3 separate regions of the Mus musculus genome follow, and all the other regions are linked to region 1. Evidence: chromatin loops called from intact Hi-C (ENCODE). Cell type or tissue: gastrocnemius. All regions are shown on one strand.

The links. Hi-C counts contacts between places; a loop is a spot of excess contacts. Peaks named below come from ENCODE experiments on the same cell type or tissue, not always from the same donor. Only the 100,000 strongest peaks of a DNase experiment are listed, where the experiment ranks them.
Region 2: a loop joins it to region 1, with 4 times the contacts of the local background. A loop is called at or near these places in 13 of 42 quality-filtered maps.
Region 3: a loop joins it to region 1, with 8 times the contacts of the local background. A loop is called at or near these places in 10 of 42 quality-filtered maps.

What each region holds. Positions count from the first base shown.
Region 1 is chr11:78,174,899-78,177,398 of GRCm38, reverse strand. It overlaps Nek8 (NIMA (never in mitosis gene a)-related expressed kinase 8), which reads left to right and starts at 733. Exons shown (of 15, transcript NM_080849.3): 1 at 733-839. The coding sequence starts at 793. It also overlaps a transcript of Tlcd1 not described here. In gastrocnemius, no CTCF peak of the experiment used is centred here; DNase peaks (open chromatin) are centred at 765 and 941; H3K4me3 peaks cover 1,462 bases; H3K27ac peaks cover 1,491 bases.
Region 2 is chr11:77,979,203-77,981,702 of GRCm38, reverse strand. No RefSeq gene overlaps it. Among named protein-coding and RNA genes, the nearest start is that of Phf12, 2.4 kb to the left of the region's middle. In gastrocnemius, a CTCF peak has its summit at 1,296; a DNase peak (open chromatin) is centred at 1,239; H3K4me3 peaks cover 572 bases; H3K27ac peaks cover 1,420 bases.
Region 3 is chr11:78,018,909-78,021,408 of GRCm38, reverse strand. The region is part of intron 7 of Phf12 (PHD finger protein 12); the gene reads right to left. Among named protein-coding and RNA genes, the nearest start is that of Gm51908, 11 kb to the right of the region's middle. In gastrocnemius, a CTCF peak has its summit at 1,531 (motif pointing left); a DNase peak (open chromatin) is centred at 1,540.

The DNA of each region.
Region 1 (2,500 bases):
AAGTCAGGATTTCATTCATCCTGGTCGAAACCCTAGCAGCGATACCAACCAGCCCACTATTTCTGGACAGAAGCATAGAACCTTCTCTGGGTTTCCCCCTACCGCGACGCTATAAGTTTTGAGTAAAGCTCCGAGTCCCCCTACGGCAGCGTTTTGTGCGGATTCTGAGAAACCGAGAGCACTGTGCTCAGTAGTTGTTACAACCAAGAGACCACGTCATGTACTCTTCAGGTGAATCAGTTTGTCCAACTGGGGTTTTCCCGGTCCCTCCCTCGGCAAACACCAAATAACGCCGCTCCTCTCCCCACACAGACCGGCTCGGTTTTGGTGGTTTATACTTTACGTGCCAATCATGAGAATCCCTTTATCTTTCTGAGGTAGTGCCAACTCGTCCCGGACAGTGGGGACTGTATCGATCTTCGCATTCCACTCGCATTAGACCTCTGAAAGAACAATCTTGTTTTTTTGCCGGGCAACATAAGTGGGCGCCTTATCGCTCCAGTCTAACTACCTATGCCCAAGTCACGCGTGTGCGATGTGGCTGGTACGGTTCTGAGCACTGAGGGACTCGTCAAGAAACCCAGAACGACTATTCTCTGATCCCTCGTTGGGGAAACACGACTTAGCCTCTAGGTTGAGTTCAAAGTCAGAGAAAGACGCCGGACTCGACAGACGCCCCCGTTTCGCCGGCTCCGCCCTGCAAAAGTTTTACAGCAAGGAGGAGGAGCTCCCAGATGGGAGGGTCCGCGCACGCGCCGCACCGGGATTCCAGAAGCGTAACTGAGAAATGAGATGGAGAAGTACGAGCGGATCCGAGTGGTGGGAAGAGGTGCCTTCGGGTGAGCCAGGGCGCTGGGGAGGAAATGCTAAGGGAGAAATTAGGGCCCTAATTCTGACCAAGAAATCGTGGCCCTGTTGGCTCCGCCCCGAAGCCAGAGCACCACTATGGGATGCCCCGCCCAGGCATCCGGTCCTTAGGTTTAGGCGGGAGGCCCCGCCCACAGCCAAACCACGCCCTCCAGACCAGCCTGTGCCCTTGGAAGATAGTTTTTCCCTGTAGATTGGTTATTCTTTGCTTCAACTGATAATAAGCGTAAACTGCACAGGTCAGACTGCCCGGAGTTTACAGTTATGACCAAAACAGGCGAGGTACTTCCCCTTTACGAACATAGCCCATAGGTAGTTGATCCAAACAAACAAGATATTGTTAAAACAGTTAATGAAGTTTGAGCAGTTATCAACAGTAAGAGACCGTGCACCAGGTGGGGTGGTACACGCTTGTCATTTCAGTACTTGGGAGCAGATGTAGGAGCATTGCTGTGAATTCGAGGCCAACCTGGACTACATAGAGATTGTCTCCAAAAGAAAAGACAAGCAAGAGCTGAAGAGATGGTTAAGAGCACAGACTGCTCTCCAAAAGGTCCTGAGTTCAAATCTCAGCAACCACATGGTGGCTCACAACCATCTGTATAATGAGATCTGACGCCCTCTTCTGGTGTGTCTAAAAATAGCTACAATGTACTTAGATATAACAAATCTTTAAAAAAGAAAAGAAAAGCAGTTTTTTTTTTTTTTTTTTTTTTTTTTTTTTTTGGTTTTTCGAGACAGGGTTTCTCTGTATAGCCCTGGCTGTCCTGGAACTCACTCTGTAGACCAGGGTGGCCTCGAACTCAGAAATCCGCCTGCCTCTGCCTCCCGAGTGCTGGGATTAAAGGCGTGCGCCACCACGCCCGGCAGAAAAGCAGTTTTTATGGTATACTCTGGACAGGCCTGAACTACATAACTAGCTTAAAACCAGTCTAGGCAACTTAGTGCTACCCTTCTCAAATTTTAGAAAAAGAAAAGAGGGACTGAGGGTGAATATCAGTGGTAGAGCTCCTGCCTAGCGTACTTGGGTTTAATTTCTAAACCAAAAGGGAACTTAAGAAGTTCACCAAGGAAGGTAATATAGCCCACAGGAAGGTGATCCAACAAGCAAGACATTGTTAAAACAGTTAATGAAGTTTGAGCAGTTATCAACAGCAGGAACTTAAGGAGTCCAGATGAGGTGGAAGGTCAAGACTTGAAGAACTGAGCCTGGCTTGGTGGCACACACCTTTAATTCCAGCACTTGTGAGGCAGAGGCAGGCAAAAGTCTGAGTTTGAGGCCCGCCTGGTCTACAGAGCAAGTTCCAGGACAGCCAGGACTACACTGAGAAACTCTTGTTTTGACAAAACAACATCAGCAACATCAAAGCCAAACCAAAAGATCTGAAGAAATGAGGGCCAGGTAGAGTCCTTCTGGTAGATGAAGTAGCATTTGCAAAGACCCTCACATGGGAAAAATGTTATAGCAGTCAAGAAACTGAGAAAAAGACTCCTGTAGTTGGAATGTGGTGAGCAAGGTAAGGAATGTGGTTGTCATGGAGGGTGGGGACCAGATTATGATCTTGTAAACCAGAGAAAGAGGTTGAGTTGATTTAAAGTATAAAGGCGAGAGGGTTTTGTTCTTGTTTGTGCT
Region 2 (2,500 bases), 200 kb after region 1:
TTTGAGCCCCTCACCTCGCATTCTGAGCAGAGAGACATACCTCTCTTTGGGTGTGCGCTGTTATGCCCTTGTTATCACTTTCCAATATGGACAGATACTCTGCCTAATTGCGAATGAATGAACCCCACTAGGCATTAATTAACACTGGTGACATGCAGCTATGTCCTGCCGTTTCTTTCTTTCGTTTGTTCGTTCTGTTAAGACAGTCTTACTCCGCAGCCCTAGAACTTGTTATGTAGACTAGATAGGTCATGAACTCACAGAAATCCGACTGCTTCTGCCTCCGGTCCCATTTCTGGGATCGACGTGTGCTACTACGCCTGGAATCTCCTAAACTCATTTTTATGTTACTACACACATTATTCTCAGACCCGTAAACCTGGGAGGGACTTAGAGACTATTTGATTTAAATTCTTCATTTCCAGGTACAGAGTGGAGAGTGGTTTGCTTAGACGCATATTGAGTTTATAGCAAACCTAAAAAGGAAACATTTCTTGATTCACAGGTCAGACTTTGTCCCCTACACCGTGTTTACTGTCTCTGAGAAACTATTGCTCCTTCTTTTAGGACAGTCAGGACTGTAAGTCAAAGGGGATATAAATATCTGTGTGAAGTTTTAGTGCTTTGTGAAGTTTTAGTGCTCTCTCTCTCTTTGTCTCTCTGCCTCTCTCTCTCTCTCTCTCTCTCTCTCTCTCTCTCTCTCTCTCGGCCCTGTATTAGTGCCTAGAAAGAATAACGTTATGGGGAAGTGAAGAATGCATGCAAACTGGCTGCTCTTCCGTTGCTATGGCCAACAATAGACTAGCAGCTATAGGAAAGAACTGCGGTGTGACTCTCAGAGGAGAGAGCTGAGCTAGGCTCCTTGAAGGGAAGAAGCCAGGCTTTATGCCTCCTTCCTGCTACATAACCTCAGAAGCTGGAACCTCATATGCCCTCTTTTACTGGCTTCCTTCCTACTACCATAGCACAGCTGTGCTGCTATGTCAGCCTGGAGGTATTACTGGACAGAGAAGTAAGCCACTGGCACACGCCCCATGAGTGAGGCTTTGTGCTTTGGTCAACACATCCATTGCAGCTGAAAACAGGAGCGGGCAGTGGGATAGTGAGGAAAATGAGATTGGCTCTGTTGACAGAGGAACAAATCACTCCACACACTTTTCTCTTGGAGCCTGAGGAGGAGGTCAGCCTAGTTGGGACAGGACTTGGTGCCACCTTGGAGAGCTCCAGCTCAGGGTGTGAAAGGGGACTTCAAGAAAGAGAGCTGCTGGGATGGAAATGCTTCTGGAATCGACCTCTTGTGGTCCATCTAGGCATTGCACTATGAACGAATTGGAACGCCTTGACTTGGGATAGAGGCTAGGAGGAATTTCTGGTCCACATCTTTCCGCTGAAGACTGTAGAAGCAGAAGATGCTAGTGGATGCTAGTCTTCCTTTCAGGGATTTTTGTCTTACAGCTTCCGAGTGCCGTAATTTTCTGTTGTCTGACTCCTGGGAAGATACATTCATCTCAGAAGGCTTTAGGGGACATAGGGAAGGGGCAAATTTAAGTGCATCCTGGCCAGTCATGACTTTAAATTTTTTTCCTTTATTTGTATTTTATGGCTTTTTTGAGATATGGTTTCTCTATGTAGCCCTGGCTGTCCTCAAACTCAGAAACCTGTCTACCTCTGCCTCCCGAGTGCTGGAATTAAGGGTATGTGCCACCACCATGCAGTTTATTTTATTTTTTTTCAATTTTTTTAATTATTATTTTTTAATTATAACATAATTAAATCATTTCCCTTCCTTTTTCTCCTTTCAACTCCCCCCATATATCCTTTCCTGCTCCTTTTCAAGTTCATGACATCTTTTAAAATTGTTACATACATATGTGAATATTTATATGTATATACACATTTCTAAATACACAAGTACAACCTGCTGAGTCTTTTTTTTTTCGAGACAGGGTTTCTCTGTGTAGCCCTGGCTGTCCTGGAACTCACTTTGTAGACCAGGCTGGCCTTGAACTCAGAAATCTGCCTGCCTCTGCCTCTTGAGTGCTGGAATCAAAGGTGTGCGCCACCACGCCTGGCTCTGCTGAGTCTTTATAATGTTACTTGTATGTATGTTTCAGCAGTCACTTTAAAGAGCCCATGGGCAGGGCTCTTGCCTGTCTCAGGGGCCTCTGAGCTGCCCATCCTTCCTGCTTACAATCTCCATGTTTTCTGAGGTCAAGGCAAGCTAGGCCTTATGTACAAGGGTTCAGTCTATGATTCTGATTCCAATCTCTCAAGCTTCGCTTAACAGGAAAAAGTGGACGGAACAGTGCTTCCAACCTTGGGTTTTGTCAGCGATCTAGTGGTTCTAAGAGGGATTTGGGGCTGGGCCAGCATGTGGCCCTAGCCCTGGCAAAGAGGAGGAAATGAGGCATTGGGGTTACTGAGCTCACACATCCCTACAGCGTTAGCCGCTGGGACCTCTCATTTCACCTGCCATCTGTAACACTAACGTCTTTGGAGG
Region 3 (2,500 bases), 160 kb after region 1:
CGTGCTTTCTAAAGCAGCAGGAGGATGAAGCAGTGGGCTACACTATGGCTATGCCCTGGGTAAGGGCAAAAAGGCAGGGAAGCTAGGGAGCTCTGAGCCGGGTACCAGGCTCTCAGCAGGTTCCCCCTGTACTGCTGTGACCAAGCACAGAGGCCACGGTCCAATGACACTGTTCTCATTTCATTCTCAAGCTGTCTAAAAACAAACTGTTCTTCAGGAAGTTTATAACCCTGACTTTCTCTTCAACAATAAACTATTTAAGGAAAGCCAAGGAAAGGATTTAACCAAGGTCTCCCAATGTGTTCACTTCAGCTCTAGGCTGTCTTCTAATGAAAAAAAAAAAAGATTTATGTGGGCAGTGGTGGCACATGCCTTTAATCCCAGCACTTGGGAGGCAGAGGCAGGTGGATTTCTTGAGTTCGAGGCCAGCCTGGTCTACAAAGTGAGTTCCAGGACAGCGACAGCTATACAAAGAAACTCTGTCTCAGAAAACAAACAAACAAACAAACAAACAAAAAGATTTATTTATTTCATTTACTCAGGACCTCTGGAAGAATAGTCAGTGCTCTTGACTGCTGAGCTATCTCTCTAGCCCCCAGGCTATCTACTGAATTTACATGGAAAACGAATTAGTTTGGATTCCTTTTAGATCCATTTAACTAGCTGTATGAGGCATCCCACCTTATAACCTATTTCTGTAATGAGAAACACTGAGAAAACCATTATACCAGAGGGTAAATAGTTACTTAGTTAAGATTTCGCTACATGGGGCTGATGAGATGGCTCAGCGGGTAAGAGCTCTTCCAAAGGTCCTGAGTTCAAATCCCAGCAACAACATATTGGCTCACAACCACCCGTAATGAGATCCCTCTTCTAGTGCGTCTAAAACCAGCTACAGTGTACTTACATATAAGAATAAATAAAAATCTTTGGGCTGGAGCAAGCAGGGCCAGAGCAAGCAGAAGTCCTGAGTTCAATTCACAGCAACCACACTGTGGCTCACAACCATCTGTACCACTACAGTGTATATAGTGAGAATTCCGAAAGTTTGGTTTCTTAAAAACAAACAAACAAACACCCCAACAACAACCTAGAAATATTATAAAATTATGTTTCTGTTTTACTCCCAGGGTGGGGAAATGTGGTGGCTTTGGACTGTTCGAAGCAGCTGACTATGACTTGCCTCACGCTCTAACAGAGGTGTGGATTTGCCAGTTGCAGATAATTTCTGTAATTGTGTGACATTCTGAATTCTGGGAACTTTTCAGAGCCCCAGTAGGTGAGGTCAGGGGGTGGGGGTCATGTGGGGGTGGGGTGGGTGAGTGGTTTTGGTTTGTTAGTAGTTGTGCTCAAAGAAACAAAAGGAGATTAGCTTCAGTGATCTCTCTCTCCCTCTCATCTCCCTATCCTTTCTTTCCTATCTAGTAATAGAAGGTGAAACCAGGTGGACAAAGGGTGGGAAGAAGAACCCATAAAGTACCAAAGATCAGCTACAGAGGGGAGTAGTGTGATGGAGCTTAAAATACGGGCGCCACCTAGTGGCCATGTTTAGAACTGCTGATCTCCACCACCACATGCATGCACTGATTTCCAAAGAGAAAGAACAAGTTTATATGTGAGAATAGTGTATTAAGCCTTCTAGATCAACTGAATATGGGGACTGAATAATTTGAAAAATAGCAAATGCTTTTCTTCGTTTTCAGTTTTTGGGAAACGGTTTTCTCTGTGTAACCCTGGCTGTCTAGGAACTCACTCTGTAGACCAAGCTCCCCTCTAACCCAGAAACCCAGCTGCCTCTGCTGCTTGCCTCTGCTGCTTTCCAGTTCTGAGATTAAAGGCGTGCGCCACCACATCCAGTTTTGGAAATGTCTCTCTCTGTCTCTCTGTCTCTCTCTCTTTTCAAGACAGGGTTTCTCTGTGTAGCCCTGGCTGTCCTGGAATTCACTCTGTAGACCAGGCTGACCTCAAACTCAGAAATCCGCCTGCCTCTGCCTCTTGAGTGCTGGGATTAAAGGTGTATGCCACCATGCCCGGTAAAATGTCTCATTTTTAAAAGACATTTTTTTCTAAAACAGAAATTATGAGTTACCAAGAATCAATATTATAGGTATCACTCAAGAACAATCTTTGTTCTAGTGGCCAAATCATAGTCTGATTGAAATCATTCTTAAAAATACTTATTCCAGCACTTGCTTCACACACAACAAAACAATTCCTAATTTCAAGTTACTCTCAAGCAACTCAAGAAACAGAAACATTAAAAATCCAAACAAAGACAACACACCCACAAACAGCAGTCATAAAAGAAGAAAAAAAAATCAAATAGTGATTCATGCTCTAAATGGAACAGTTGGGTCTATTCTCTGTAGAGCAGGCTGGCCTTGAACTTGTAGAGATTCACCTGCCTCTGCCTCCCAAGTGCTAGGATTAAAGGTGTTCTCCGCCACCACCACCCAGCTGCAAATGTTCTTCAGTCTTTTTGGACATTGTTTAGAAGTAT